Regions from separate parts of the Homo sapiens genome. Here regions 2, 3, 4 and 5 are each linked to region 1. A link is a loop called in an ENCODE intact Hi-C map of the cell type or tissue named here. Cell type or tissue: OCI-LY7. All regions are shown on one strand. Links, peaks and the distances in the headings refer to the core of each region. The heading gives the core; the rest is flanking DNA. Region 1 has its middle 15 kb from the start of POU2AF2. Region 2 has its middle 68 kb from the start of POU2AF2. Region 3 has its middle 44 kb from the start of POU2AF1. Region 4 holds the start of LOC107984386 (a long non-coding RNA gene). Region 5 overlaps FDX1 (ferredoxin 1).

The links. A loop is a pair of places that touch in the nucleus more often than their neighbours do. Peaks named below come from ENCODE experiments on the same cell type or tissue, not always from the same donor. Only the 100,000 strongest peaks of a DNase experiment are listed, where the experiment ranks them.
Region 2: a loop joins it to region 1, with 4 times the contacts of the local background. A loop is called at or near these places in 3 of 110 quality-filtered maps.
Region 3: a loop joins it to region 1, with 12 times the contacts of the local background. A loop is called at or near these places in 4 of 110 quality-filtered maps.
Region 4: a loop joins it to region 1, with 7 times the contacts of the local background. A loop is called at or near these places in 9 of 110 quality-filtered maps.
Region 5: it touches region 1 in a loop (5-fold over the local background); 50 of 110 quality-filtered maps call a loop at or near these places.

The regions. Positions count from the first base shown.
Region 1 is chr11:111,227,887-111,234,337 of GRCh38, reverse strand. No RefSeq gene overlaps it. Among named protein-coding and RNA genes, the nearest start is that of POU2AF2, 15 kb to the left of the region's middle. In OCI-LY7, for the core only: a CTCF peak has its summit at 3,765 (motif pointing right); a DNase peak (open chromatin) is centred at 3,697; H3K4me3 peaks cover 693 bases; H3K27ac peaks cover 425 bases.
Region 2 is chr11:111,174,006-111,180,456 of GRCh38, reverse strand. No RefSeq gene overlaps it. Among named protein-coding and RNA genes, the nearest start is that of POU2AF2, 68 kb to the left of the region's middle. RefSeq lists an enhancer at 2,485-2,554. In OCI-LY7, for the core only: no CTCF peak of the experiment used is centred there; DNase peaks (open chromatin) are centred at 2,066, 2,656, 2,986 and 3,656; H3K4me3 peaks cover 3,485 bases; H3K27ac peaks cover 4,035 bases.
Region 3 is chr11:111,420,171-111,426,621 of GRCh38, reverse strand. It overlaps a transcript of BTG4 not described here. Among named protein-coding and RNA genes, the nearest start is that of POU2AF1, 44 kb to the right of the region's middle. In OCI-LY7, for the core only: CTCF peaks have their summits at 3,233 and 3,438 (motif pointing right); DNase peaks (open chromatin) are centred at 3,461 and 5,131; H3K27ac peaks cover 2,435 bases.
Region 4 is chr11:111,443,222-111,449,672 of GRCh38, reverse strand. LOC107984386 (a long non-coding RNA gene) reads right to left here and starts at 3,809. Exons shown (of 3, transcript XR_001748382.2): 1 at 3,706-3,809; 2 at 1,446-1,539; 3 at 1,029-1,120. LOC644277 (a long non-coding RNA gene) reads right to left here and starts at 335. Exons shown (of 4, transcript XR_001748381.1): 1 at 180-335. It also overlaps a transcript of BTG4 not described here. RefSeq lists an enhancer at 2,842-3,021. In OCI-LY7, for the core only: CTCF peaks have their summits at 2,739 and 2,947 (motif pointing right); a DNase peak (open chromatin) is centred at 2,952; H3K4me3 peaks cover 39 bases.
Region 5 is chr11:110,445,117-110,451,567 of GRCh38, reverse strand. All of the region lies in intron 2 of FDX1 (ferredoxin 1), which reads right to left. Among named protein-coding and RNA genes, the nearest start is that of FDX1, 18 kb to the right of the region's middle. In OCI-LY7, for the core only: CTCF peaks have their summits at 3,237 and 3,441 (motif pointing left); a DNase peak (open chromatin) is centred at 3,467.

The DNA of each region.
Region 1 (6,451 bases), core at 815-5,814:
CTGCTAGGAATTTAAACTTAATGTTTGGAACTGAACTCTTCACCCTCCTACCCTCACCCAACCTCAGATCATGCTCTGACTTCCATATCTCAGTTAGTAGCATCACCATTTTTTGAGTGTATAAACCTTGAAAACTCTGAGTTATGCTTTATTTCCCCCTTTCATTTCCAGCATTCCACAGCTGTCGGTCTTGCCTTCATCGTGGGTTTCTCTTCAGGCCCCTTCTCTGAACCTACGACCTGAATCCAGTCTGTGCTGTGTCCTCCTTGACTTACGGTAGTTTTCTGTTAGTTTTCCCGTGCTCAGCATCTCCATTTTAGTCCATCTCAATTAATGTTAGAGCTCTGATCATTTCCTCCCCAACTACAAATCTCAGATGACTGCCCCTGGCCCACCAGTGAAGAACTGGTTCCTCACCTGTCATCCAAGTCCTCCACAATGAGGCTCTAACTTCTCTCAAAACTGTATTCTCCTTATGCCTTATTCTGTTATCCTCATTTCTTCCTAAATTTTTTTGGTAAAATTATTATTTATTTATTAGATTTCCAACTTTTATTTTAAATTCAGGGGTACACATGCAGGGTGTGCAGGTTTGTTAGACAGGTAAACGTGTGCCATGGTGGTTTGCTGCACAGCTCATCCCATCACCTAGGTATCAAGCCCAGCATCCATTAGCTATTATTTATGATGCTCTCCCTCCTCCCACTCCCTCCGACAGGCCCCAGTGTGTGTTGTTCCCACCATGTGTCCATGCGTTCTCATCATTCTGCTCCCACTTATAAGTGAGAACATGTGGTGTTTGGTTTTCTGTTCCTGCTTTAGTTTGTTGAAGATAATGGCTTCCAGCTCCATCCATGTTCCTGCAAAGGACATGATCTTGTTCCTTTTTATGGCTGCATAGTATTCCATGGTGTATATGTACCACACTTTCTTTTTTTGTGTGTGCAGTTTTTTGAATACCTTCATTGAGGTATAGTTGACATACAATTAATTGCACACTTAAAGTGTACAATTTGCTAAGTTTTGACATATACCCATGAAAGCATCAGTATAATAAAGATAACAACCATATCTGTGTGCAGTGGCTCACGCCTGTAATCCAAGAAACTCAAGAGGCAGAGGCAGGAGCATTGTTTAAGGCCATGAGTTTGAGATCAGCCTAGGCAACATAGTGAGACCCCATTTCTACAAAAAATAAAAACCAATTAGCCAGATATGGTGGCATGTGCCTGTAGTCCCAGCTACTTGGGAGGCTGAGGCAGGAGGATTCCCTGAGCCTAGGAGTTTGCTGCAGTGAACCATGATTGCACCACTGCACACCAGACTAGGTGATAGAGTGAGATCCTGACTCAAAGAAAAAATGAAGGCCAGGCACAGTGGCTCATGCCTGCAATCCCAGCACCTTGGAAGGCCAAGGTGGGCGGACCGTGAGGCCAAGAGATCGAGACCATCCTGGCCAACACGGTGAAACCAATGTACCACATTTTCTTTATCCAATTTATCATTGATGGACATTTAGGAGCATTTCTATATATATTTTAATCCTCAAACTTTGGTTCATACTGTTTTCTCCACTGGTAACATTTTCTTCTGTTGTTTACTAAAATTTTATTTATCCTTCAAATCTTATCTTATACACATGTCCTCTGTGAAGACTTTCCTGTTGTCCCTGAACTGAAGGTGATTCCTTCCTCATTTGATCCCTGCAGATCTCTCTATTGTATTTGTTTTTCTTCTCTCAACTGTACTTATTCCTTTACTTGCTTTGTGTTCCCATTAGATCTTGAGTTCTGAGAAGGCTGAACTACCTATCTCCTGTAAAATGTGACCCAGAACCTTTTAAATAGTAAGTGCTCAAATATTTACTGAACATAGGGAAATTCTCTGAAAGGTGGTGAGGAAATAAAATGGAAGAGTCACTGAATGACTGAGTCCAGAAAAATAGCTTGATATTTTTCTGAACTGTAACATGAGAGATAAATAAACTTTATTTTGAAGACACTGTAACTCAGGGCCTGTTACAGCAGTTTAGCCTTTCAGGCATATACAATTGGAAACACGACTATGTTAAGTATGTTATGACATAAATACATCACTAATATAGACATAGGAAGGCTCATTCATTCATTGATCCCTGGGGATGATCAGTTCTGTATGATAAATAAATAAAGACCCAAGGGAGATCCCTTTAGCCTACATAAGTTTAGGGAGCTCTTCAATGGCCTGAGCTTTTGCAATAAGGAGAAACAGCAGTCTGGCAGCTGTGGCAGGAATCTGAGATCAAGTGGAGAGGCTCCTGACACGACTCTGACCAGCAAAACCATCTGACCGCTAGTGAGACTGAGCCCTGAGCTCAGCTTAGAACAAAAGGTGAAGTCACACTTCACTCAAGGATAGAGTCAACATTAAAAAGTGAAAATAAAGGTGAGTCAAAATAGAAAAGAGAGAACGGGGCAGGGGAGCCTGAAACTTTAGGGAGCTGAGTTACAGAGGCTAAAGGAAAGGTGAAGGAGTGAGTTGCAGTGTCAGTCCTGATATGCCCGAAGGGCAAGTCCTTGATGGTCAAATAGAAGAAATGCCATCCTCTGCCTTGGTCTGAATACTGAGGGGTTGCTGGGGCTGGGGTGCCTGGAGAGCAGATGTAACAAAGCCCAGGGGCAGAGAGAAACATCTAGAGTATCATTCTTAGAAAACATAACAGAATATCAATGCCTGCAGGGTCAAGGGTTCCATCACACCTTGCACGCTGCTAACCTGAACAGACTTGGGACCAAATCTGTACAGACTGACCATCATTCAACCTGGCATAAATTGACACTAAACTTGGCCACTTCCTGAATCTGATTTTGTCTGTTTTCCACCTCTCCTGTCTGATCCTTTGAATGCTTGAAATTTCCCCATCTCCCCAGGTTTCTAGAGGTGGAGTGAGGGAGCCCAATCAGCTGCCTAGTTTCCTGAGGTTGGACCCTGGCACAAACCCTTCTTATCAACCATCCTGAATTGACTTCACCAGTTGACAGCCTCATCTGCACCTGACACCAATGTATGAACATTGCTCAGAGTTCTAGAAGCTGTATTTAAACCTCTCCCCTCAGACTGAATCTCCTATCTGCCCTCCTTTCCCTAACTCTCCTTATTCACATGCCTAATCTAGACTACAGTTCTTTTGGGGGTGTTGAAATCCATTGACCTGACCTACTAACCTCCCTCACATAAAAGTTCTTGACCCTGGCCGGGCGCGGTGGCTGACGCCTGTAATCTCAGCACTTTGAAAGGCTGAGGTGGGCGGATCACCTGAGGTCGGGAGTTCGAGACCCCTGGCCAACATGGCGAAACCCCGTCTCTACTAAAAATACAAACATTGGTCAGATGTGGTGGCACGAGCCTATAGTCCCAGCTACTCGGGAAGCTGAGGCAGGAGAATCGCTTGAACCCGGGAGGCGGAGGTTGCAGTGAGCCCAGATCGGGCCATTGCACTCCAGCCTTGGCAACAAGAGCGAAACTCCGTCTCAAAACAAAACAAACAAACAAAAACAAAAAAACCCGAACAACAACATAATAGTTCTTGACCAGGCTGGCATAAAAAGGACATCTTTTAATGATGCGTAGCTGTAGGCTAGAGGGGAATGCAGAAAGGAGGCTTTGAGCATGAGTAGTTTTTGCTTTCGATTCCCTTTTCCTGCCTTGGGCGATCACGATTTCCCCTCTTGCCTCCTTTCACCAGGGACATTCATTTGGGAGTATTTTCAGTTTAAGCCACTAGGTGGTGCCTCAACCCTATCCGCAGCTCGCCAAAAGGGCTTGCCCCGGCAGCTGGGCAAGAGCGAGGATTTTTTTGGGAACTGCAGTGACCTGGAAGGAAGGTACTCTTTTCTTCCTGAAAATCGCGGACATCAACCTGAAATGCTCCTTCCATGACTGGTTGCAGAGAAGGAATCCATTTCCCGACCTTCCCTGCCTATCCCTCCAATTCTTTCCCCTACGCTTTGCTGTGGATCACTACATAGCATGGCACATAGAGGAGGTGCCTCTTTCTCTGAGTGGTCTGGGCATGCAGAACTCTCTAGTTTACCACAGGTGGGAAAGCCATGTGGTTAAGGGCACAGGCTCTGAATCTATAGGGCCAGGTTTGAATCCCGGCTCCACTTACAAATGATGTAAACATGGGCGAGTCACATAGCTTCTCTGTGCCTCAGTTTCCTCATCTGAGAAATGGGGAGAAAGACATTGGCCTGTCTCAGGATTGTTCCATTGTAATGATGTAGCTGTTATTTATTAGCACTAGATTTATTTGATCCAGTTAGACACTAGATGAAACCAAGCAAACTTTGGTCCTTGGTAGGCTCCATTTGCCATCTTCCTGGCCCTCACGATAAAATACGAGCCCACATCTTTTCTAGTCTTCTAAGAAGGATTCTTGGTATGCCTCCTCCTTCCAGGACTGAGAGAACGCTACTTCTCCTTCTGACCACAAAGCTGACACAAGATTGGTAATCTGCTCCCCTGGCCTTGAATTTTTTTCTGTGGGAGGCAGAACCCCTACACTGTAACTCCAGCGTTCCAACTCAAAGTTGGCTGCCCCGCCCCCCACATCCTGCCCACAATCAGCTTGCTCTCGGCACTCCCTTCCCTTGTAACCATTGTGCATCTAACTTGGCACTTTTGTTCTGGTTTACATTTCTGGGTACTCTGATATAAAACCTTTGAAATCAGTTTGGTATAAAATCATTTATTCAGTGATTCTTATAGCCAGGTACTGTGCCAATATGCTTTGTATCTGCTGGGCATTGTTACTGGAGTGCGTGTCTTCCCTCCCAGCAGTCTAGGGGTGGGAACCGGCTCTCCTGTCTGTCTCCACATTGCAAACAGTAGGGACTGCAAAGTCATTGGTTCACTGGCCAACTATTGGATGCACGGAGCTGTGAAGGGAGAGAACACAGTCAGCCCCCTGGATACAGTAGTCCTCTATTCTTTATTAAGTTTAAAATGAAATTCCCATCTTCTTAGGGGCTTACTCTGAAAATCACTAAGAGAATAACCTCTACTCTATTGATAACAACTCTTGGCCTCTCCGACTTCTCTGAACTGTTTGTGCTTTATGTCCTTCCAATTTGTCCTCCAGTTAGTGGCTTCTTGACTGACTGTTGGGGGTAAGTGAGGACTGGATAATGGGGAAAATAAAATCTTCCACGAGCTGAGGATTTTTGAGATGATCCCCCTCAGGTGTCAGGGTCTTGAAGCCTTGGGAGCCGTTCCCTGCCGCTAAACAGCTGTTTGATTTCCTCAGCTGGAGAACTAGCCCTTTCTTCCTGACCGGCTCACGCAGGAGCTGAACCTTTTGGTCAGGAGAGGATTTCTGTGTCTACACACAAAAGATATACATAGTCTCACTCATCCCTGACAAACAGATTTGTGCCTTGGATTCTGTGGTGAAAATATTTTGTTTTTTTTTTTCTTTTATTAAAGCTTGCCCATTTTTTGTTGAAGGCTGCTGAAGGATGTTGAGTGGTCCTTCTCCTGATATCCCTAAATGGGCACTAGGGCCATAGCTGGAAACAAGAGGTGTGAACTATCTTCCATTGTAAGGAGACCCACCAAGCCCTGGAGGTCCCTGGAAGCCACCCCCACCCAGACTGGTTAGGAGGTAACGAGTAGCTCCTTCTACCATTAGCCACTTGTATCCCTCTCGCAAGTCTACATAAGAAAACTAGGAAGGGGGTGCTATGGTTTGAATCTGTGTGTTCCCCCAAAATTCATTATGATGGAACCTAAGACCCAATGTGATAGTATCAAGAGGTGGGGCCTCTCAGAGGTGATTAGGCCACGAGGGCTCCACTCTCGGAAATGAGATTAGGGCCCTCGTGAAAGGGTTCAAGGGAACTAACTCAGCTCTTTTTGCCCTTCTGCCTTATGCCATATGAGGACACACTGCCCCTTCTGCCATGTGAAGATGGAGTAAGAAGTCCCTCACCAGACACCAAATGCTGGTGCCTTGATTTTGGACTTCCCAGCCTCCAGAACTGTAAGAAATAAATTTCTTTGTAAATTACCTAGTCTAAGTCTAAGATAGTTTGTTACAGCAGCAGGAATCAACTAGGATGGGATTGTGTGAAGAAGGAGGAATGGGGAAGAAAGCCATGAGTGTGAGGCATTTGTGTTGAGAAATTATTTCTTCTCTTCCCCCTGAGGTGAAATTTATATCCCCACCCTCTCACCCCCAGCCAGCCCAGTGAGGCGAGGCTCCAAGAAAATTACTTGTAGAAATTAGAGGTGCCTTGGAAAGGGAGGCTGACATCTTGGCCCCCAGTTGGATGACTTGCTGATCTGCTCTGGGCCCCACTAAGCAGGAGAAAGAGAACTGAGAGATGGCAGGGCAGGGTGGGGGTGTGACCAAGGCAAGTATGAACATGTCACCCATGGGCCTAGAGGTCACAGGGGAAGGTAGCTTGAG
Region 2 (6,451 bases), core at 774-5,773, 54 kb after region 1:
GATCCTTATAGCTAAACTTAATACCAGAAAATCTTATGTTACACTCTGGGGTTACTGAGTCAGGGGTTCACCAATAAGCAGAACAGTCTCAATCTGAAATTGAGGGGTGGATCTGGGGTTCAATAAAAAAAGAAACTGCTTTTCTTATAATTAAGGGACATGATTAATTCTAATAGGGCTTAATATTTTTGCATATTTATTCAGTATTAAGCATGGTTCTAAGAGTTTTATATCTATTCATTTAACCTTTACAAAATTATTATATGGGTACGCTAATTAACCTCTTTTTACAGATGAGAAAACTGAAGGCTAAAGTCATATAGCACTATGCGGCAGAGCCAGGATTAGAACCCAGCACTCTGGCCCCAGAACCTGTTCTTTTAAGCATCTTGGACTAGAGGTGCAGGCAAGAATGAGACTGAGAAGGGTTTGGACCAGCGGAGCCTAAGAAGTAGGGAGGCTTTGTTATTGCTCACTATTACCCACTGCACGCATGTACACACACTCACATGCATGTGCACACACTCACATAGGTACACACACTCATACACACGTACATACATTTACACAAATGTATATACTTACGTATACACACTCTGATCCATATACACTCATGTCCATATACACACATTCACATAGTACACGTGCACACACATACCTCCCATACAAGTAGAGATGGTAAAGAGAACACATAGGTTTGAAAAAAAATCTCGTTATTTCTAGTAACAGTTTGAAATGTTACCGGAACAAGCCAAAACAGGAACAATGTGTCATCACAATTGCCTTTATATTTTTTTCTCATTTAAGGATAATGTGGTTTTTCTTAGCCTAAAGCTAAATTTAGATGAAGAATTCTGAAATGTGGTAATTTTTGCATAGCTATTTATAATGCACTTTTAAATAGATAATTAAAAGATAACTTTAAAATATGAATCTAATGGAAGAATTTGGTAGATAATTTGGTCCAATGATGTAGTTACATCAAAGAAAACTCAGAACCCTTTCAGCCTGAATGAGAGAATATTATTATTTTTACCTACTTCCCCCTGAGGCAATCAGGAACTCCATACCTTCTGCTATGCAGAAATTGGCATGATCTGGCTTCTGGTCTTGTCTGTGGCAGCCACATTTGTACAAGGATGACACTTAGGTACCTAACCTATCTAAACTCCTTTGGATAACACTTGTGTTAGAATTGTTTGGTGCCAAGTACCTGAAAGCCACTCCAGCAAACTTAAGATCTGAGAGGAGGTGGATATAGAAGTCCCTCATGGAACCAAGGGTAAGAAATGCTGCTGGGCTTCCTCTCCCCTCTCCCTCTTATGAGCTGTGTGGTCTCACATTTCTGCTCCTCTCTCTGTCTAATTATTGTCTATATTTTTTCTCAAAATGACCCTTTCTTCTTTGCATTTACTTGACCTGACTGTAGCTTTAAATCATTCTAGGTGCATGTTCACATTCTGACCCAGCTCTCTGGATCTCCATTCAGAATTGTGGAAGGGGATCTGATGCTTGGGCTAGGTGTCCACTCTTGGTTCAGTTAGCTGTGGCTAAACAGATGGGTATAACTGCCCTGCTCACTGACTACTCGATAGGAATTCTTGATGCAGACTCTCTGAGAAAGGGCACTTGGGATGAGTAGAGGATGAGAGGGATTAATTCATGGAGAAAATGATTTGGGCGCCTTACGTTAGGTTGTTCTTGCATTGCTATAAAGGAATACCTGAGGCTGGGCAGTTTATAAGAAAAGAGGTTTAATTGGCTCATGGTTCTGCAGGATGTACTGGAAGCATAGCACCAGTATCAGCTCCTGGGGGGGCCTCAGGAAGCTTACAGTCATGACAGAAGGCAAAGGGGCAGCAGACATCTCACATGGCAAGACAGACAGCAAGAGAGGGGGCGGGGAGGGGTCACACACTTTTAAACAGCCAGATCTCCAGAACTCAACTCGCTATCTTGAGGACAGTGCCAAGAGGATGGTGCTAAATCATTCATGAGAAATCTGCCCCATGAGCAAATCACCTCCCGCCAGGTCCCACCTCCAACACTGGGGATCACAATTTAACATGAGATTTAAAGGGGAAAACATCCAAACTGTATCACACCTGTAATACAGCAGTGAACATTTTCCCTTGTATATATTGCTAGAATGCCCCTAAATATTAAAAGCAGATTTGTGGCTGGGCGCGGTGGCTCACACCTGTAATCCCAGCACTTTTGGAGGCTAAGACGGGCTGATCACGAGGTCAGGAGAGTGAGACCATCCTGGCCAACATGGTGAAACCCTATCTCTACTAAAAATACAAAAATTAGCTGGGTGTAGTGGTGCGTGCCTGTAGTCCCAGCTACTCAGGAGGCTGAGGCAGGAAAATTGCTTGAACCCAGGAGGCGGACGTTGCAGTGAGCTGAGATCTTACCACTGCACCCTAGCCTGGGTGACAGAGTGAGACTCCATCTCAAAAAAAAAAAAAAAAAAAAAAAAAGAGCAGGAGCAGGTTTGTGTGAATAGGGTTATACTAACATTAATACTCAAACACTGAGGCACAGAAAGGTTAAAACAATAGTCTAAAGTGACCGTGTTATGTAGTAGAGTCAGGATTAAAGCCTAGCACTCTGGCCCCAGAGCCTGTTATCTTAAGCATCTTGGACCAGGTGTGCAGGCAAGAATAAAAACAGGAAGAAGGGTTTGGTCCAGAGAAGGAGCCTATGAAGCAGGGAGGACTTGTGACCTGCTGTGGTTTGAATATACCCCCCAGATTTCATGTGTTGGAAACTTAATCCCCAACACAACAATGTTGAGAGATGGGAGCTTTAAGAACTGATTAAGTCATTAGCCCTAATTAGCCCTTATGGATGGATTAATGTTATTATTGAGGAAGTGGGCTTGTTATTGCAAGAGTAGATTTGTTATAAAGGGGAATTCAGCCTTCTCTTGCTGTCTCTTGTTTTTTTGCACTCTCTTCCCCTTTTGCTTTCCACCACAGGATGATGCAGCAGGAAGGCCCTCACCAGATTCAGGCCACTCACTCAACCTTGCACTTCCTAGCCTACAGACCTGTCAGAAATAAATTTCTTTTCTTTATAAATTACCACATATGTAATATTTTGTTACAGCAGCACACAATGGACTAAGACACCACCTCTCACTTATAACTTTCATATATACATACATATGTACATGCCCTTGTGTGTGCATGCACACACATACACCCACAGACACAATCTGAGCTTTTAATGATATTAAACACCTTCTCTCAAGTATTCTGGGCATCCCTTAAGGGTTCTTACTTGTGCCTGTGGGTCCAGGTTACTCTTATTTTGTCCTCTGTCATGCCAATTAGTGCCCCTTCTCTGGTTCCAGCTTTCTGCATGGGCCTCTGTCCCCAGTTATGCCCAGATCCCTCCTGATTCATCCAGGCCACCACTGCCATCAGCCCCTCCATGGAATGGGGAAGGAAAATGCTTTTTCTTCTGTGTTGCACTTAATTGGGGCAGGATGAACTGCAGTGGATCACATGGTCATAAGGCATTGCAGGGTTTGGTGGAACAGCTCTTTCCATTGTTACATAGGCTCCTTTCTCTCCAGGATCACACATGCCGCCCAGACAGCTAGATTTAACAAAGGCTTTAAGCATAGGTCACCACCTGAAACTCTCTCTTTGTGACCTGCCAGGACTTGTTGCTGATTTCCTCTGCTTGGTGAATTTTCTTTTCGGTTCCTTTCTTCACTGTGGTTTCCATTGCATCTTTGACTCCTACTCGATCATGAATATCTGAGATGTCCGAACCATAGTACTGGCTATTGTTCAAGCTTTTATTCCAATGAAGCTCCTAGTTTCCATGTAAACTAGTGATCGCAAATTGATACTTGATGTGTGTGTGTGCCAGCATGTGTGTGTGCATGTGTGTGTATGCATATGTGTGTGTGTGTGAGAATGCTATTACTAGTGCCACAAGATGGACCTGTACATGTCAATTCAGGCTTCAGAAATATATAACTTGCCAGATAGTGTCTTGGAGATGATTAGGACCTCTAGTTTCTTTATAGTTGGTGAGCAAATCTTTCATACACACCACAGTCCTTTACTGTCCCAAGATTCTTTAGGTCCAGCATTCTTAACCTGGATTTGTGGACCCCAAGTGGGTCCATAAGTGAATACTAGGGAGTCTGTGAGAAATTGCCTGCAAAATGTTATATGCACATGAACTTGTTAGGGGAGATGATCTATAACCTTAATTAGAGGCACAAAGCATCTGGATCCCCAAAAGTTTGAGAGCCAGACATTCAGACTGGCCTTGGCATGTGGGAAGCACTGGATGTGACCTAATCCAGAAAGGTGAAGGGAATAAGGAAACCAACACGCACTGAATGGCTGCTATGAGCCAATGTCCTGACCTGGGTTCTTTATGTGTTTTCTCATTTCATTTTCAAAACTGTTCCGTGTAGCAGTTATGACTCCCATATTCCAGAGGAGAAATGGAAGCTGAGAGGGGTTGAAGGAAGGTCCACAAGGCCACACAGCTGCTAAGTCAGGCAAACATGATTTACACATCTAGGCTTTTGGCCTCTAAATAACTGTGCACTTTCTGTGACATCATGCTGACCCCCGAGAAAAACAAGAAATACCAATTTCCATAGATTTCATAAGCACATTGGTAAATACTGCATTCTATTTTTTCTACAGCCCATACTATATACTAATAGCATGTATTAAATTATATTGCTCACAAAACAAAGTTTTGATCAGATATCCATGGTGTTGCTTTTTTAAAAACACACTTTCGCTATTGCTCATCATGCTTTCTGTCATAATGATATGGTTGTTATTAATAAATACAAGACACTATGTACCTGTAACTCCTTACTCTATCTTAAAGACATAAATAGGGCAGTGTAATGGTTATCAGGGATTTCCTCTCTTTGGCTAATAGGTGGGGTGGTGCAGGAGGCTGAGAAAGTCTTACTCTGTTGGGGTAGGAGGCGGAGACAGGACTCGATTCCAGAGACGGGGCTCAGACACCAGACCAAATTGAGGACTAGTTAAAATGGACTGGGAGGAAGCAGCTTTCCATAATACATGCCCACCAGTGTGCCATGTCAGTTTACCATTGCCATGGCAACACTCAGGAATTACCACCTCTTTCCAAGGCAATGACCCAACAACCCAAAAGAAATTTCCCTAGAAATTTCTGCATAAACCACCCCTTAATCTACATGTAATTAAAAGTCGGTATAAATATGACTGCAAAACTGCCCTGAGCTGCTACCCTGAGCACACGGCCTGAGGTGTATCCCTGCTCTGCAGGAGCAGTCATGGAGCTGTAACACCACCGGAGCTGTAACACTGCCACTTCAATAGAGCTGCTTTCTTCCATCTCTTGCTCGCCCCTGAATTCTTTCCTGGGCAAAGCCAAGAGCCCTTGTGGGTTAAGCTCCAGTTTAGTTGTGTAATTACTTTAAATTTTTTAAGATACCAATATTATATGACTTCCGATCTTTTTAAAATTTTCTTCAAACCGAATCTTGCTCTGTCATGTAGTCTGGAGTGCAGTGATGTGATTTCGACTCACTGCAACCTCCGTCTCCCAGGTTCAAGCAATTCTCATGTTTCAGCCTCCCGAGTAGCTGGGGTTACAGGCATGTGCCACCATGCCCAGCTAATTTTTGTCTTTTTAGTAGAGACGGGATTTCACCATGTTGGCCAGGCTGGTCTCAAACTCCTGACATTAGGTGATCACCCACCTTGACCCCCCAAAGTACTGGGATTACAGGGCGTAAGCCACCACGCCTCGCTTGATCTTTTGTTGGAAATGAATAGTGTATAAATTATCTCAGGGAAATTTAAATAATAAGCATACATTCTAATGCAGTCCTCAGTGTAGCTTTGTGCCCACTGTCTGTTTTCTAGAGCCCTCTTCAATACAGTGTAACCTACTCAACAATGTGTTAATAACATCTACTAAAAACACACTGGATTCCTGGGATGTCTTAACCATCTAATATCTACTGTTGAAAATTGTAAGTCTTCCTTTTGGTTCTGTTAGTGCTCCATAGAATTCGTTATGACACGGATCATAAAATAAATCTTCACAGTTCATTAGTAGAGTCTAAAGCAATTCTGAACACATTTTACTTGCTTCACACCTGTTTGCTTAAATGTAAATATAGAAAATACCTTGTATTCCTGCTCTAGAATTTGTAGTGGGAATTCATATTAAACAGTTCATAGAGTTGTGGAATCTGGATTTTTAAAAAAGAATTAAAAACTAATGAATTTGTATTTAGAGTTTAGAAAGTACAGAACTTATTTCAAACTAATATAGTTAGTTGTCTCTGTTTTTAAATGAAATTCCTCTCTGAGGCTGCTTTATTAATGAAACCGATTGCACTCCCTCACTACCAGGCTGGGGGTGGTGGGCTCCACGTGAGTGAGCATACTTGCTTCTTTAG
Region 3 (6,451 bases), core at 984-5,983, 190 kb before region 1:
CTGAGGAGTCAGGATCTCTGGAGCATGGAGGGAGAGTCACTGTGAGAGGAGAGCCCAAGGTGTGCTAGAACTATAAGGGAACACTACAGATTGAAACACCTTGTCCACCCACCACCGCTACAATGCAAACCCCTTTCCCTATCCCTGCCATATTTGCCATGCATATTTCTGCAGTACATTCTCTCTATTGTGTGTTCTCCTTTTCTTTTGCCAAAGAAAGTGTCTTTCCAAAGAGCTTTGGAGACACGGAGAGAGAACCATGGGTGCTAGAGTCTTCTGCCAGGAGGATCTATACAATGTGTAGATACAACCACTCTCAATCCAGTCCTCCTTTCCATTTTTTTTTCATTTCCCTTCCCTTCCTCTGTCACTGCTTTCATGGTTTCTTGGCAATTCTCACCTCTCTCTGGCTGGACCACCCACTTTCTCATTGTGGGAAGACACTGAGCATACCCCACATGAACTCATCACCCTCCTCCTTGTCCCGCTGTGCTCCTCTTGACACCCTGGTTTTTGGATAATGATGCCAACATTCTGTAAATCACCTAGGCACTAGAGCCCAGGTCAGTTTCTCCTTTTTTTTCTTTCTTTGAGACGAGGTCTGGCTCTGTCATCCAGGCTGCAGTGCAGTGGCGCAATCTCGGCTCACTGAATCCTCAACTTCCAGGGCTCACGTGATCCTCCCACCTCAGCCTCCCGAGTAGCTGGGACTGCAGGTGTGTGCCACCATGCCCAGCTATTTTTAAATTTTTTGTAGAGATGGGGTGTCACTATGTTACCCAGGCTAGTCTCAAACTGTTGAGCTCAAGCGATCTTCCCACCTTGGCCTCCCAAAGAGCTGCGATTATAGGCGTCAGCCACTGTGCCCGCCCTCAGATCCATTTCGATGCTTTTCTTGCCCTTGCTAGTTCCCAGATTGAGTGTAGTCTGCTTGGTTAGTATCTCTTGCATTCATACCCTATTTTTCTTCCTACCTACTGCTCTGATTTTGGTAATTATCTCTCATCTGGGTTACTACAGTAGTTTCTTAACTGAAATTTCAATATTTCCCGTCTTTCTTCTTAAGTTTTTCTTCTACTATCGGGCCAGATAAATCTTCTAAAAGGCGCTGATCATAACCTTGCAGCATTAAAAACTGTCATTAACTCTCCATTGCTAACCCCCAAGTCCCCAGGCTCCTTAAATGGTCAGCACTGGGGGCTCTCCAGTCTTCTTTTTCGACTGTATCCTTGGAGGGACTATGAGCTCCATGAGGCCAGGGCTCCTGTGTCTTTTGTGTATGTGTTTATCTCCATGATCAGCATGGAGCCTGCCTATGGTACAGAGTGCCTGGCATGCAGCAGGGCCTCAACAACACCTGTGAACCCCCTACCCAGAAATGCTGCCACTGTCTTCCAGGAATCCTTACTGCTTCTAAAAAATACCCTTCATTTTTCCTACCTCCTCCTTTGCACACGTTCTGCCTGGAATGCATGCCCCATGATAAAAGTTTGTTCCACACCTACCCATTTTCCCAGGTCCAGCCCAAATGGCGCCTTCCTTCATGTAGCCCTCTATGATTGTACAGAAGGACCTGCTCATCCGCTTTCTAAACTGCCATGGCAGTTTGTCCCCTCTCATGGCCCTTGACATCACATCTCTTCTCTAGTAAGGTTTGAGCTACTTGGGGACCGGGCTTGTTTTTATTAATCTTTTAAAGTACCTAATACAGCCTGGCTCACTGCAATCTCTATCTCCCAGGTTGCAGTGATTCTCCTGCATCAGCCTCTTGAGTAAGCTGGGATTACAGGCACCTGCCACCACGCCTGGCTAATTTTTGTATTTTCAGTAGAGACGGGGTTTCACCATATTGGTCAGGCTGGTCTCGAACTCTTGACCTCAGGTGATCTACCCACCTCGGGCTCTCAAAGTGTTGGGATTACAGGCGTCAGCCACTACATCTGGCCTAATTTTATTGAATTAATAAACAAATGCTTAAGTGACCGTAAATCTTTTATCTGCAGGCTTGGTTTATTAATAACCACATAACCTTACCACTTAATGATGATGAATGACTTTGAGGCCAGTTAGCATTCAGTTTATTGGCCTCAAATAAATGAATTATTTGGGTGGATTAACCAACTGTAATAAATGTGAACAAATTAGCACTGTCATCTTACAGCAAAAATTATATTGAGGTGAATTCCATGCCAAGTTGTGGGGCAGGACGCCCAGCATTTTCGCGTTAACTCATCATCTCCTTTCTCACCCCATGGTGTTCCTCTTGACTCCTTTGTTTTTAGATAGTGACACCAACATTTTGTAAGTCATCCAGCTCTAGAGCCCAGGCTAGTTTCCTTGCTTTCCTTGCCCTTGCTGCTTCCCAAATTGAGCATCATCTATCCGTGTCACTCTCAGTATCCTGGGGCACTGGATTGTATCGACTTGGGCTGTGGATGGGAGATGCCCTAAAGATGAACCTGTGAGGGCCTTTAGTGTTTCTCTAGCTAAGAGCTCTCTGAAGAACATGTTTCTTGCGATGGGCAGGATGGGAGAGGCTGGTCAAGCCTCTGAGCCTGTGCTCATTTCCCTTCACCTATTTTGCTCCTCCATGAGGCTTCTGTCACCACTGGTGGTGGTGGTTCTAAGGCTGTGGTGACCTGGGGAGGGTCTCTGTGGTGACTTAGCACCTGGGGAGGGAGAGGTCTGGCTTTCTCGGCCTCCTCTTCTGGCAGGGCCCTGAAAGGAGCTCAGGCCTCGGAGATTTCCTGGTTCCAATGTCCTTTCGTCTTAACAGTCCTCAGCTCACAGCTCCTCCAGAAAGTGGTCTTTATGTGTAAGGAGCTGAGTTTTCATCCTGGCATGTCTCTCATCTTTCTATGCCTTAATTTCCTCATCTGATGGTGATATCTATTTTTTGAGGGTGGTGGCATTGTTTTTGTGTATTAAATGAATGTCATATACTTTGAGAACCAAGCATGTTATATTATTATTTATTGTCATTGATATCGACAGGTCCTTTGGAAGTTGTCAGCTTGGGCTCAGCTGCCTGTGGTGTAAGGGTGGGCAAGGTGTCTAAGAATTCCTTTGGGGAGGGGTAGGCCAGCTCTCTGGGAGGTAGTTAGTAGGAATGCTTAACTGAATGGTTTGGTGCACATGATGCTTTGAGATCGGTGCAGTGGGGACCTTGGAACACATGCCATTAGTCTGGCCCAGGCTGGGCTAAGGGCCTGTCCTGGGAGTTATTTCAAGTTTTGACAATGGAGATATGGCACTGATGTAAAAGGATTTGATTCTTAGGATCTTCCAGATAATGCTGCCCTTATTTGGGAGCAGTGGATTGGGGGAGAGTTGGAAGATGTTCCCAGAATCTAATTTCTAGGGGAGAGAGTGCCTCATTCGGTCTCCCGGGCCCGCCACCACAGCGAGCTCTCAGTAGGGGGAGCTCTGTCACTGCGGTGGCCCTTCTTGCTGACTCGGGGTGGAGGGGCTATCTAGGCACCTGAGGAAGGCTTAGGAGTGGCCAACAGGGGTCTCTTCTGCAGGAGGAACCTGAGGTGTCTGCTGAGGAGCAGCCAGGTCAGGAGTCACTGGCTACAGGGTCCCCACCTGGAAAAGAAATGGAAATGCACTGTGTCCAGTGCATGGGGGAGAAAATGCACCAATGTCCTGACACAGGGAGTCTCACTAAGGTGGGGGAAAACAGAGAGGTGTGCAGCCTTACTAAGACCAAAGCTGCCACAGCACCTGCTTTATAGTCTATAGAATCCAAAACTGCCCTCCCTCTCCACCCACAGCTGCTTTTGGGGATTGGCTGCCAGCTGGGGATGGGGGAGGCCAAGACAGAACTTGGAGTTCCTGAGTGTGTCCTATGGGTGTCTCGTGTCCATTCTTATTGAGCAGGGGAGGGACCTTGTCCTGTTTCTGGCCTCGGGAGTCACCCTGTCCTGTCCCTGGCTGATCCTCTGCACCTGAGGCACAAAGGTTCTATATAGGAGTGTTTCCACGTGGTGATTCAGGTTAACTGTCTTCCTGTGCACTTGATGCCCAGGCTCGGTCTGGGAAGAGAGGACAAAAAGGTCAAAGGACACATCCTTCTATTCCAGCCTGCGCTTGGTGGCCATGTGAGCATTAGGGCGATGAAGGCCTGTGTGCACATGCATTTCCAGGACTCTTGGGGTGGCAGGGTGGGGTGAGCACTGTGAATGTCCATCTTGAGTGTCCAGCAGGAGGGCACCTGGGTGGTCTCAGAGGCCACGTACAGCAGCCATTTCTCATGAGCATGAGAGGAAGTCCAGCAGAAGTGTGTCAGTGTGGTCTTTTTCAGAACCACTCTGCCCTTACTGGGGACCTCTATGATCAATTTTTGTGCCTTGAATATTTAGGTTGAGATTGAGCTTGGTGCACGGTTGGCTCAGAGCTGGAGGAACGATTTGCTGGGGCTCCCTTGTGAAGGTCGCTGAGACCAGAAGACCCTCCCCTGCATCCTTTTGTTTTGGGATAAAAAAACAGACTGGCTTGAAGCAGTTTAGGAGAATCCTATTGGAATGATAGATTAGAGATTCTCTCTTGGTGCATAGAGAAGGGACTGTTTTCCTGAGTTTCAGAGATAGGGAGAGGTTGACTTGCTCTCCAGCAACTTCTGGGCCCTTTTGATTCCCGTGAGCTTGGTCTCAATGGTATCACGAAAAATTGCTGTGACCTGCCATGCCTTCTGCCTTTTTTTTTGTCTGATGGAGTCTCACTCTGTTGCCCAGGCTGGAGTGCAGTGGCATGATCTTGGCTCACTGCAACCTCTGCTGCCCTGGTTCAAGCGATTCTCTTGCCTCAGCCTCCTGAGTAGCTGGGATTGCAGGCCCCTGTCACCATGCCTGGCTAATTTTTGTATTTTTAGTAGAGATGGGGTTTCACCCTCTTGACCAGGCTGGTCTTGAACTCCTGACCTTGTGATCTACCTGCCTCAGCCTCCCAAAGTGCTGGGATTACAGGTGTGAGCCACCACGCCCAGCCGCCTTCTACTTTTTGTAAGCCTTAGTTTATAGTGTTGCTGGGGAAGTTAGCCCCATTTTCTCTTTCCTGCAAGCTGGGCAGGTCTATGCCTCTAAGGTGCAGACATCAGTTAATTGGTAGCCAGATGGGAGCCCACAGGGACATCCTGCCCTTCGGGAAACACACGTGCAAACCTAAATTTTGTCTTTGCAAATCGGTTGACTAGCTGTGCTTGCTAGAAGCAAAGTAGCTCTCATGAATTATCCAGTTTGGAGTTTTTCAGATCATGATGAACTCAGACACAAAGCCAGGTCTCCTCCTTTGTATGGAGGCAACATTAGGTAAAGGGGAGGGCTGAATGCTCAGGTCAGCATAGCTAATTATGCCATCTCATCCTCCCCCAAGCCCTTCTATGGCTCTGGCTGCTCTTAGAGATAAAAACCCTTTAGATAGTCTACGAGGCCCTATATGAGGTGCCCTCTCTGAGAGCTAGGCTCTTGAGATCCATTGCACACCAATCTCTGGACTCCAGCCACTTGGGACCTTGGTTCCTTGATTCTGTCACGCTCTCTCCAGCCTTAAGGCCTTTGCATAAGTTACTCCTTTTTCCTGGCATGTTCTTTCCCATCCCTATCCCATCCTTTTTTCTAGGTAATTTACTCTCACCTTTTAGGGACTAGCCTAGGTGTCCCTTTCCCAAAGGAGCCTTCTGGGACCTCCAAGATTGTGTTCCATCATGTACTCTCAAAGTCCTTGGTAGCACTTATTACAATTATTAGTGTTTTGAATTGTATAATTGATTCATTTTTCTCTGCTAGAATGTAAGCTTCATGAGGGTAAGGCCTGTTAGTTTATTTTTTTATCCTGTCAACCACTCAGCATAATGCTTGGCACAAATTAGGTGCTCAATAAAAATGTGTTGAATGAATGCATGAATGAACGGGGTCACCAGGTTGCTACTGCAATCCCTCTGGCATTCTACTAGACAAACTGTGTCTCAAACTGTTGAATGCTGTTTCTTGTTCTTACCCATTACAGGGGAGAACCACAGGTGGGCAAAGTAGCTCTACATACAGCTCCTGTGACTTTTGAGGCTTAACTCTTGTGAGATGATCATGGTCTCATCTCCCCCTGTTTTATCTCCCCCAGAGTCTCTGCTAAGGCAGAGTCCACACCCTACCATGCCCACTGCCTTCTTCCTCCTGATCCTTGGTCTTTTGGTCTTTGTGTAAAAAATGTGGCTTTCTCCAGGCAAAGCCCAGAATGCCACCTGGTCCAAGGAGGATTGTTGGCTATGATCTCCTCAGTTTCACTTCCAGAGCTGGCTGCTCAGATTGGTCTACCCTGCTGTGGATGCAATTTCAGGATGAGGTTGAAGAGCAGGTCATCTGGACTGCTGGGATGATTTTAAAGGAAACTTTAATATCTCCTGGACAAGCCAGCAGCTGGTGTCTGCAAGTCCTCCAGGACTTTGCACCTTGAG
Region 4 (6,451 bases), core at 476-5,475, 220 kb before region 1:
GAAGCTCTTCCTCATTCTCTCCAGCTGCTTCTAGGAACTGCCTGAGAGTGCAAAGTACTGACCTCTATATTTCCAGAGAGGGGCAATGGAATGAGCCCAGTGGCTGGAATGGTGGACATTTGAATGGGAGGGTGGAGGGGCAGGAAGGCCAAGGACATAATAGATGGGCATTCTCCTACCTCGTGGGCACAGTGGTCATTCCACTGAGCCTTGGTCAAACATAGCCCCTCCTGATTCCAGTGGCTCCGTCCTTGCAGCTCCTGTGTTCCCACTGGACACAGCCCATTGGCTCTCCAAAGTCTCGGTGGCCCGGGAGGCAGGGGTACCGACTGTCACTGGGCTGGGGGCGGGGAGGGGGAGGGAGGAGTGCTGGTTCATGTTGGTTGGTTAATACTTCGTTGTGGTGAACCATGCCCAGGTTTTTGGCTGTGACCCTTTTGGAAATGGGCCAGAAGACAAGGGCAGGGGCGGGGAAATGAGCAATAAACAGGGCAGGGGAGGAGTCAGGGGGAGACCAGCCTGTTCTGGTAAGGGTCTGGCTGGTGCTATCATTTCAATAAAAAAAGAGACTTGAGACATTCAGCAAAGGAAGAATTCACATGCACATTTGTTGGCTTGCAGAGAACGTTCAAGTTGGAAGGGCTTGGGCTAGGATGTGTTTTGGAAGTGATCGTGGCAAAAAGCAACATAAAGTCTGTCATTTTCTTGGAGAAGGCGAGCCAGATTTAGCAAATGAAAACACAGGTCACCCAGTTAAATTTGAATTTTAGACAATTTTTTTTTTGGGTATAACTATGTCCCATGCAAGACTAAAAAAAAGTTTGTTATTTATCTGAAATTCAAGTTTAACTGGGTACCCTGTATTTTATCTGGCAACCCTATCCCCAAGTCACTTGGAAACCTGAGCCAACCCTGGTCAAGTTACACCTGAGCCGAGTTTGACTTGAGACCAAAACAGTCCTGGAAACGCAGCCTGTCCTTGGGCCCCCCTGCCAGAGGACATACTTGGAACACTCGCCCAGGCCCCCGGCAGACACACGTGTCCTTGCCCTTCTCTGGCTGGGTGGCCTCTGAGCCACAGGGGAAACAGGCATCCTGGCCGGGCCAGGGGTTGAAGAACCTGGGAGGGCAGAGGTGGCAGAAGGAGGCATTGTGGGGTCCTGCTCCGGACAGGAAAGTTCCCGGGGGACAGGGAGCAGGTGGTGAGTTAGGACAGAGACTACCTGTAGGGGGACAGCCATGCAGTAATTAGGACTAAGACTTAGCTTCCAGGAGCGGTGGGTCACCCACGATCCCACAGGGGCACAAGTGGACCCCTGACAGTGCTCTTCTCCCATTAGGGGGCTTCTGAGCCCTAGCCCAGCCCAGGTGTCTCATAAAGCCAGCATCTTCCCCCAGAGCTGTTTTTCTGTTCCCCACTCCTCAACTATACCCCCAGCTCCTACCCTCTCTGCATCCTGGTGGGTCTCGCTCTTCTTTTGCACGAGGCGTCTCATTCCCGCAGTCCTGAGGGTTCTCTGTGCTCAGGCATGTGGCACTCTGGAGGGCATGGCAGAAGACAGCTATGGAAGCCCATGTCACTGGGGTGCCCTCAAAGGGGAGCATCCTCACCCTTGGGTGGGGTGACAGTGGCAGAGAGAGAGGTAGGCATAGAAGTAAGAGGGTGGACAGATGCTGAGAAAGACCGCTGGGGAGGCAGATGGAGAGTTAGAAGGCAGCAAAGCACAGAGGCCCAGTGCCAGCAACACTATGAGAAAACAAGATGAGGGTGGCGGTACAGGAGAGGCACAGGGACAAGTGGACCCAGGATCCCAACTCAGAGAGAAATGCCCAGGAAGGGCAGCCTCTGCCACCCATGGGAGCTCCGGGATGCACTCACTGAATATTTCATGAGGATGAAATCTAAGATATGGATCCTCTGAGCAGCTTTGGCCCAGACAACTTAAGTGTCTCCACTCTCTTTTTCCTACCTCCCTGTCTTCCGGGAACCTTCCTCTCCGGAGGAATGCCTCCATCTGCCGCCTCTGCTCTCCACGGTTCTTCTCTATCTCCTATCTCCTTTTCCTTCCTAGAGAAGCTGGTGGGGTGTGTGTGCATGCGTGTGCATAACTGGGCTTAGTGAGGGCAAGGGACATCTCAGTTCCCTTCTTCTGCAAGGCAAAGCCAGCCAGATTCCTTTAAGTACTCTCCGTGTGTGAAATGCTGCAGGAGAGATGCAAAGGAAATAAAACCCGAGGCTTCTGCCTTTGGTGCGTGTACAGCCAGGTTTCAGAGACCCATATGGTTTTAGCTTTAGAAAGGATGTTGGAGATTATTTAGTTCTCTTCTCCCAGTTTATAAAGAAGACTGCGGTCCAGAAAGACTGAAAATTCAGGCAACCAGTCAAGTGCTCTTAAAGAATATGCATACCCAGAAAAACTGGAAACTGTAAAACTGCCAGTGAATCCTTGGATAACCACATGATGTATCGGATAAAGCATTCAGCAGGTGGTGGAGAGAAAGGCTCAGGTCCTGGCCTTGTCATTAATTACTTTTCAAAAGGGCAGAGGTGGCAGAAGGAGGCGTTGTAGGGTCCTGCTCCAGAGAGGAAAGTTCCCGGGGCACAGGGAGCAGGTGGTGAGTTGTGACAGAGACTACCTGTGGGGGGACAGCCACGCAGTAATTAGGACTAAGACTTAGCTTCCAGGAGCTACATTCTTTTTTTGTAGTAAGTCTTTCAAATCCAGAGTGCATTTGGATATGCAGCATATCTCAGCTTGTAGTAGCCCCATTTCAAGTGCTCAGTAGCCATAGGTGGCTGGTGGTTACCATAATGTTCAGCACAGGCTGACTTCCTCCCACAAAGCCACTTCTCTTCTGGGTGTTCCAGGCCCTTGAGTGTCCTTCCCTGCACATCTCAGTCATCTGCTTTGCCTTTGTTTGTCCAGATGGTGGCACTGTGAGCTTGCAGGAAGTGGTGAGCAGGGCGTGGAGGAGTCCAGTGGAAGGAGAAGAGGAAATGCTGTTGCAGGGGAGGATGTGTGTGTGTGTGTGTGTGTGTGTGTGTGTTTATTGGTGTCATGATCTTAATTATTTTTTATAGGAAGTAAGATTAGCATCTGTGTAATGTTTTGCAACAATTCCAAAACGTTCCTGTCCCTGCCAATCACCTGAGGATCTTTTAAAGACAGAGATTCTGATTCAACAGTATGGGTGATCTGGGGTGGGGCCCAAGATTCTGCCTTTCTAAGAAGCTCTCAGTGAAGGCTGACCTCATTGGACCATGCTTTCAGTATCAAAGTTTTGCGAGGAACTTTGATATGCACCACGCTTTTTGGTACTCACAACTACCTTGTGAGATTGACATTGTAATGAACCCCACTTATTGTGTTAAGAAATGGAGAAACAAAAAGATGAAATCACTTGCCTAAGATCATACCAGTAATAGGAGGTGAGGCCAGGGTAGAGCCCAGGTATTCTTGCTCTGAAGCCTGTTCGCTCCATACCAATCACATACATTTCCCAGGTAGTAGAAAGTAGGTTCACGTTGTCAACCTTCCTTCTGCTCTGGGTAGGTAGGTGGGAAAGCTTCCTACTGCTCTGAGGTCTTAAGGGATGTTCTGTAACCTTGTGGTCTCTCTATCCTGTTTCTATTATAATCATGGCCATTAGCTCTCTGCACTTCTCCTCCCTTCTGTGAAATCCATCTCAAAGGTAACTTCTTACCTGGTGAGTGGGACAAGGAGGTTGTACTTGGCTGGTGAAAGGTCCTGGGGGCCTAAGTAGGTTCAGATTACTCCAACTGGCGAGAGTAGTAGAGCTGGAAGGGATCCTAGGGGCTGTGTCCTTCAGCTCTTTTATTTTGTGGATGAAGAAACTCAGACCCAGAGGGAGGAAGTGTCTTGTCCTGAGTCAACACAAGACAAGATGGAAAATTCCCACAAGGTCAGGTCACTGGACAGGATTTCTAGGAATGGCAAACCGGAAAAGACTAAAATAGAGTTCAGGTTGCTTTTCAGGTTGAAGTTTAAATTAAAAATCAGATCCTAATTAGAGAACAATTGTTCTCTGCTTTGAAATGTCCTGCCTCAGAGCCTTTAGCAATTGGGGATATGTTGGGCCTAGAATGTGGCAAAATACTTAATGAACCTCTTTCCTAGGCTCAGTCCTGTGGGAATACAGAGGACTGCCCTTATAGGGCCACGTATATAACAAAGGAGGGCACGATGAAAGATGTGGAACTGAGCTGTGTGACAGCCCACACAGGCTGAAAAGGCTCAGAGGATCCCCGGACCCTGTTGGCACGATACACAATAGGAGTGGAGGTATAGATGCTGGAGGCTTTGCTGTGAATCCAGCCTCAAGGAGGTAATGCCACTAGTCTTCCTTCCTGCATGAACTCCCAGACTGCATTAACTGCTGGATTAGGGAAGGGAGCGTGTTCATTCCAACATCTCATTTTAAAGATGAGGAAACTGAGGCTCAGAGAGGTTTGGGATTTTCACAAGGTCACATAACTGGTTGATGGCAGAATGAGGGCAAGTCCCCAATACCCATCAGTAATTTCCTCACAGTACTGTACCACGAGGGCAACCTTAACCTTAGCACGGTACCATGAGGGTAGCCGTTGGGCTCCCCATCTCTCTTCTTCGCCACTGCTTCTTCTATCCCCTCACCAATATCTATTGTCTTTGTCCTCTAAGGCTTATGTCCTATTTGTCCCGTTTGACAGAGAAGGTTATGGTTTTCAAAAACAAACTTTCTTGGTTGACCGTTGCCTTGGAGAGAGCCTGACCACTCCCCTGCCTCTCACAGAGGAATCCCCCACGCCAGCTTTTACTGCTGCGCTCTCCTGCCTTTCTTTCCTAACGTCTTCAGCCACCCTCTTTCCACCATTCCTTTTTCTGTTGCCTTTCATCCAGTTCTGAAAAAAATCTCATTTGATTCCCTTACCTCTTCTTCTACTTTTTAATTTTTATTTTTTAAATTTTTGTAGGTACATAGTAGGTGTATATATTTATGGGGTATTATGTATTAAAACATCTCATGTGTCAAAAAACATATCCTTTGAGTTACCAACAATTCAATAACAATCTTTAAGTTAGTTTAAAATGTGCAATGAAGTTATTATCGACTATAGTCACCCTGTTGTGCTATCAAATAGTAGGTCTTATTCATTCTTTCTATTTGTTTTGGTACCCATTAACCATCCCCACCTTCCCTCCCAGCCCCCCACTACTCTTCCCAGCATCGGGTAACCATCCTTCTACTCTCTATGTCCATGAATTCAATTGTTTTGATCTTTAGATTCCACAAATAAGTGAGACATTGCCTCTTAGGACTCTCCTGTTTCTTTTCCTTTCTCTCCTATGTCTTCTCTCCCCTCCCCTCCCCTGCCTTCCCCTCCCCTTCTCTCCTCTTCCCTCCCTCTCCTCTCCTCTCTCTCTGTCTCTCAGTCACACATACATACACACACTGTCTCTACACACACACACACACACACACACACACCCCTCAGGGTAGTGGTTTGAATTAATTACACTCAGTTCATGGAACATTGTCATTGCTGGTGTGGTTTGGGCAGGAAACTTCTCCTATTTTGTTCATTTATTTTTCTCCATTTATTCTTATTTCCATCTCCCCATAAAAAATAATTCTGTTAAACCAAATGTGTGTCTGTGAGTTCCTGCAAAGCAGGCATCGTTTAGGCACATGTCCGTTTTAAATGCTTGCAGAGGTGGTTGTGCTGTCTCACCCTGGTTTCTTACTCCCCACTCTGCACTGTTTTAAATACTCACCTGTGTTGCTAAGCGTCCTCGAGCTGGAGGCTTCTAAGTGAGGCTTCCTGCTTCATCTATGCCCATACCTAAAGACCACGCTTTCTGATTGCTGCCCTACACTTGTTGCACCCAGGTCCTCGTCCTGTTGCCCCCAGCTGTCTGACTTTCACTGTATCCCCAAACTGCCTTCTCTCAGGACCCTGGCAGTGCCCCCGGGATGTCACTTTCAGTTCTGATTTTACCTGACTTTCCACTGGTCTGACAGGTGGGGGACGACTTAATTTCCATGATCCCAAAGTCCCTTTTGTCTCTCTTTTTTTTCCCTCTGTTTTTAAGTTATGTAAGTTTTTCCTAGAATGTGCTGATATTTTTTTGAAAAACTTTATTTTTTAAGAACAGTTTTAGATTTACAGAAAAATTTCAAAAGATAGTACAGTGTTCTCATATACCTCACACCCAGCTTCTTCTCTTATTAACTGCTTACATTAATATGGTACATTTGTTATAATTAATGAACCAATACATTATTATTAACTGAAACCCATACTTTGTTCTGATTTCCTTAGTTTTACCTATTGTCTTTTTCTGTTCCAGGACCACATATGACATCCAGTCATCATGTCTGCTTTGCCTACTCTCAGTTGAGAGAATTTCTCAAATTTTCCTTGTTTTTGATGACCTTGACAGTTTTG
Region 5 (6,451 bases), core at 684-5,683, 780 kb after region 1:
GGTCAAATTGTATTTCCAGTTCTAAATCTTGGAGGAATCACCACACTGTCTTCCACAATGGTTGAACTAATTTTCATTCCCACCAACAGTGTAAAAGTGTTCATATTTCTCTGTAACCTCACCACATCTGTTGTTTCTTGACTTTTTAATAATCACCATTCTGACTGGCATGAGACCCTGTCTCTTTAAAAAAGTAGAAGAAAAGCAGCAGCAGCTACAATTACAAGAGTTAGAAGGTGCAATGCATTTTATCCCAAAAAACAAGCTATAAATGGTGATTAAGTCAGTTGTGAAGAAATAGGTTCTGTGTGTTGGCTCAAAAATTTAGCCAACATTATTTTTTATGGGAAAACAAATTCCAAATAACAAGCAGCTGACCTGAAAATAGATTATGGAAACAAAAGCTATTCACAAAATGGGGAGCTTTTTTTTTTTTGGCTTTTCATATACACAGAGAACCCTACAAAATAAACAGTGGAAGATAACCTATAAAACTATAAAAGAATAAAGGATATAAAAGTAACAAACAACAACTACAAGGCTAAAACTTGCAGCTGATCACAATATGGGTATACTAATATATGATGTATATGAAGGAATGAGGTGCAAAAGTTATATAACTTATTATATACACAGCCCCAGAGTAATATTGGTGGCTGTCAGCTTTTAGTGTCTTTATAAGTGGTTGGCTATATAAAAGTAAATGAACAGGGAAAATGTGTATGTCTATGTGTATACATGTATGTACATGTATATATATACATGGATATACACATATATGTAAACACAAAGTGATGTTTTATGAGAAATGCATTCTCAAAGATTTTGGAAATTGTACAAGTCTCATATTTCAAGAATTATTTTCTCAAAGAAACAAAATAGAAAAGTGGATTCCTAAAGTTTAAAAATCTAAAATCCTCAAACATTTTTGTTTTAAAATATACTTAAGTAGAACAAATGTTTGATGTAAAATTCTTTTCATTACTATGTCCACCTTTCAAATAACCAAAAATACATCATGTCTTACAGCAGTCCCGAGCCACAGGCCACACAGCAGGTGAGCAGAGGGCAAGTGAGGGAAGCTTCATCTGTATTTACAACTGCTCCCCATTGCTCACATTACCGTCTGAGCTCCACCTCTGTCAGATCAGCAGCTGCATTAGATTCTCATAGGATGAGAACCCTACTGTGAACTGTGCATGTGGGGGATCTAGGGTGCACCCTCCTTATGAGAATCTAATGCCTGATGATCTGTTACTGTCTCCCATCACCTCCAGATGGGACCTAGATCTAGTTGCAGGAAAACAAACTCAGGGCTTCCCACTGATTCTACCTTATGATGAGTTGTATAATTATTTCATTATATGATACAGTGTAATAATAATAGAAATAAAGTGCACAATAAATGTAATGCACTTGAATCATCCCAAATCCATCCCCACCCCAACCTTGCCCATGGAAAATTTGTCTTCCACAAAACCAGTCCCTAGTGCCAAAAAGGTTGGGGGCCACTGCCTTAGAAAATACAACGGTAGTTACCAGCAGATGGGAGTGGGGGTAAGGAAATGAAATGAGCATGTGCTGTTCAAAGGCTACAAAGTTTCAGTTAGGAGGAATTTGTGTTTAAGATCTCTAGCACAGGCCGAGCACAGTGGCTCATGCCTGTAATCCCAGTACTTTGGGAGGCCGAGGCAGGCAAACTGTTTGAGGTCAGGTATTCGAGACCAGCCTGGCCAACATGGTGAAACCCCATCTTTACTAAAAATACAAAAATTAGCTGGGTGTGGTGGTGCTCACCTATAATCCCAGCTATTAGGAAGGCTGAGACACAAGAATCACTTCAACCCAGGAGGTGGAGGCTGCAGTGAGCCAACATCATGCCACTGCACTCCAGCCTGAGTGACAGAGTAAGACTCTGTCTCAAAATATTATAAAAAATTAATTTTAAAAAATCTATAGCAACAGCATGGTGACTGCAGTTAATAATAATGTATTGTGTATTTCAAAAGTTACTAACAGTAAATTTCAGATGTCTCATCACAAAAAATAAGTGAGGTGAAGGATATGTTTATTAGCTTAAGTTAATCATTCCACATTGTATACATGTATCAAAACATCACACTGTACCTACCCCATAAATACAATTATGATCTGTCAATTAAAATTAATAATAATAACATACTTCATGCCTTAGCACAGATAATAACCTGATTTAGGAACACCTTACAGCAACACTGATATTAGCCCCTGGTGCTAGCATTTTAGCCACCATCCTGGCTTGGTTATACAACAATTTTCATGAACTTAAAAGTATATACATTTTAGTACTGCTTTGATTTTGTTTACATACTGGCTAACAATTCAGAGTGCTTTCTCCTAAATTAACAGTAGTATGTATCATGACAGGTTTTTGGCTTTCTTCCTAACATTTTGTTATATCTAACCTCTATTCCAAAATAACTCATTTTCAGATACATTTTTCAGTATTAGCACTTAATGCTTGGCTGAAACTGATACAGGCTTTAAAAATGATTTTAAATTATAACCACAGTTTAAAATATCATCACCATAGTCAAGAAAATCATACAGATATTCAGATGTCTATAAACAGCATGGTTCACATGGTGCTGACAAAGGATGGCAGGGATTTGTTTATTAGCTAAAATGGTCCATCTTTAGCTGCAGTAACAAATGTAAAATTTACAACTCACACAGCCTGCCAGCTTAAAATTACAGGATTCCTGACAACAGTTTTGGTTTCTGCAATGCTTCTGATTTTGCTAGAGTAAGAATCTCAATACTGTTAATCTGCACAATTTCAAATATATGCATATAAAATGACATGAAGAATAGTAAAGCATGCTTACTAATTTCAAGGTTGGTGAACTCATGAACCAAGTTTTGTTTTTTTAAAACAGGAATAATGATAGTAAGTACTTGGGCAAATCCTCAGAAGTTGTAGCTGTGAAATTAATTCCTAGAGAAAGTCAGATCTCTGCAGACTGCTCTGCTCCTTTCCTTTCATGTAACTTGAGTGTTTGCCAACGGGAAAAGACATTTTGTGTGTGTGCATCTCATATTAAGATCATTTTGTATTATCTACTACGATGCTGACAATACAATTGCCTGCCCCGACACCTAACCCCTTTCCCAAACAAAAATCTAGAGGATGGCTGTGTGGGAATATTATATATTAGAAATGGAAATTATGTGTAAATATAAAATCTAATTTTCTAGATTAAAGATTGATCTAGCATAGTCAGAAATACATTATATCAATAGGGACTCAAGCATGAGGGGAATACAAATAAACTTATACAAACACAATCAGGATCTTCCAATTTGTATAATTTCCCTCAAAACAGACACATGAAGAAAACAGGTAATATTGAAGAAAAAAATGTCTTGAGAGTAAACTAGGTAAGTTGAATCTCAGGTGTGTAACTGCCCCCTAGTGACAGAATATTATGATACACTCTGAAAACAGGTACCTGCATCATCCAAAAGATCTATATTAATATAAAAGTTGGCAATGAGAATGTTTATAAGTTTGAACTGTTTCCAAAATTTATGACTGTCCCTTTTTATTCATGTGTTCACTTATTACTTCATTTCGTATACAATGAGGAATTAAACAGGAATGACTTTATCCCTCATCGCAGTCTATTGGGAAAGATACACAAGAAATACATAATTACTAAACTGTGACAAATACTATAAAACAAGTGAACAAGATGCTGAGAAAGAGAATAATGGGTTCAGGGTAACAAGAGAACCACTACTTTGGACTGGGTGGCTGGGCAAAGCCTCGCTAAGGAAGTACATAAATTGAGATTTGATAGATGAAAAGCTAAATTTTGGGGATGGGAGAGAGAGGGATGTGTCTCAGGGAGAGGGTAAAGTATATACAAAGTCTCAAAGGTAGGAATTTTGGGTGAGTTCAAGCTCTTGAGAAAAGGCCAGTATCACCAAAGTGAGACAAAGAACAATGAGAAAAAAACAAAAAAGAGGAAGAGTGGCAGATGGGGCCAGATAATGCAGAGCCTTTTACGGCTGGGAATACAGATTTTATCCTATGTGCAAAGGAAGACACTCATGGTTTTTTGTTTGTTTGTTTGAAGGAGTCTCACTTTGCTGCCAGACTGGAGTACAGTGGTGCAATCTCGGCTCACTGCAACCTCCGACTCCCTGGTTCGAGGAATTCTCCTGCCTCAGCCTCCCAAGTAGCTGGGATTACAGGCATGCACCACCATGCCCAGCTGGGTTTTTTTTTTTTTTTTTTTTTTTTTTTTTTGTATTTTTAGTAGAGACGGGGTTTCATTATGTTGGCCAGGATGGTCTCAATCTCTTGACCTCGTGATCCGCCCATCTCGGTTTTTTTTTTTTTTTTCCAAGATGGAGTCTTAGTCTGTAACCCAGGCTGGAGTGCAATGGTGCAATCTCAGCTCACTGCAACCTCTGACTCCTGGGTTAAAGCAATTCTCCTGCCTTGGCCTCCCCAAGTAGCTGAAATTACAGGTGCACGCCACCACACCTGGCTAATTTTTGTATTTTTAGTAGAGACGGGTTTTCACCATGTTGCCCAGGCTGGTCTCAAACTCGTGACCTTGTGATCTGCCCACCTAGGCCTCCCAAAGTGCAGGGATTACAGGCGTCAGCCACTGTGCCTGGCCCACTCATGGCTTTTAATCAGGGGACTGACATGTCTGATTTCTGTTAGGACAAATTACCTGGCTGTTAAACTCCAGAGCAGAAGCAGGTTAGCACAGCTCCAGGCGCCCAGTGGCTGGCCAGCCCCTCGTGCCGACTGTAGGGATGGAGCCAACAGGACATGCTGGAGGCGAATCTTGGGGGCACAACTGGCAGGAGGTGCCGATGGACTGGATGTCAGGTTGGGAAGAAAGAGGAAGGAATGGTGCTCTACGGTTTCAGGTTCGAGCAGCCGGGTGGTGCTCATTACTGAGGTAGGAAAGACTCGAGGAAGGACAGGTTTCATCAGGAGGAAAAAAGGCAAAAGCTGTTTTAAATATGTTAGATTTCCAAGAAGTGATGTAAAGCAAGAAGTTAGATCTGTAAATCAGGGCTCAGAGGAGAGGTCTGAGCTAAGGATGTAAATTTAAGAGTTTATCAATATCTAGAAAGGATTTAAGGTCACAGAACGGATGAGATCACCCAGGGAGAAACTGTAAAGAAACTAAGTACTTCGGTCAGCCATGTTTGGAGTACGGTGTTCATCTGTATGACTTATGACAAATGCAGTGTTTAGATGGGCTCCTGCATTCAGCCTTAGGAATTAATGAAACAGCTGCCCCCATAATGTTGTGGTAATAAGCTCTTCTTTATAATGATAACATTGCACCCTTCCTGATTTCATTTCTCTCATCTTTATTCTAGAAAGAAGCTTAGGCTTAACTCTGTCTTTGGTGAATCTAGTTTAGCTTACTTATCTCAAGCTTATCTTTAAATACAAAGATTTGTGGACATGTCAGGATACTTGATCTTTAAAGCTTTTCTTCTGAGTCTGAATACGCGAATTTCTATGATACCAGCAGAATTTTTAAATTTACATTAAATTTTCTATATTTCTTGGGTATTCGGAAAAAAGATTATTTCAGTGCTTATCTCTGTGTGATGATATGAAGTGTTAAATTCTTTTTAAATGTATTTTTAAAATTTGCTATAATGAACAATGAATCTGTATTAATACCTATGTTAACAATATTAGCTAATATTTATTTAGGACTTGCTTGGATTTACTCATTTGATCTTTACAGCAACTTTATGAGGTAGATATTAATATTATCCCTGCTTTACAGATGAAAAGATGAGTTATGAGTAGGTTAGATACCCAACCCAAGGTCACAAAGCTGAAAAAGGGATACAGCTGGGAAAGAAGCCCAGGCAGGACATTCTTCCATTCCAACCAATGACTTTCAGAAAAAACTTTATTTAACTGTGACTCACAGTACGAATTTCATTTTACATCATGACCCAGTACATATATACTTGTAAAATAGCTAAATAAACATTTCCTAAGATAATACCCTTGCAAAAGATGATATGTTTTTATATGTTCTTTTTGATTTCTTTAAAATGCTAGTTGGGAGTGACTAAATTGATTTCATGACCTTGTAATAGTTGTCACCTGCGGTTTAAAAAAAACTGTACTGTAATATATAGTCACAAGTGATGAAGAAAAAAATACTTTTAAAAACTTAAAAGAATACTTTCAAGTATTAAGATCATAATACTTATGTTTTAATTTAGAAGAAATTAATATAAAGCAATCCACACAAATTATTTATGCAAAAAGCATTTTACACTATTTTGAGAATATGTAACTTCATGTAAAATAGCAGTTGGAAGCCATTTAAATAAATGTTTAAAATTTTCATCTTCACAATTTTTATCAAATAGGACATTTAAAGAGCTTTTGCTAACCTATAAAAAT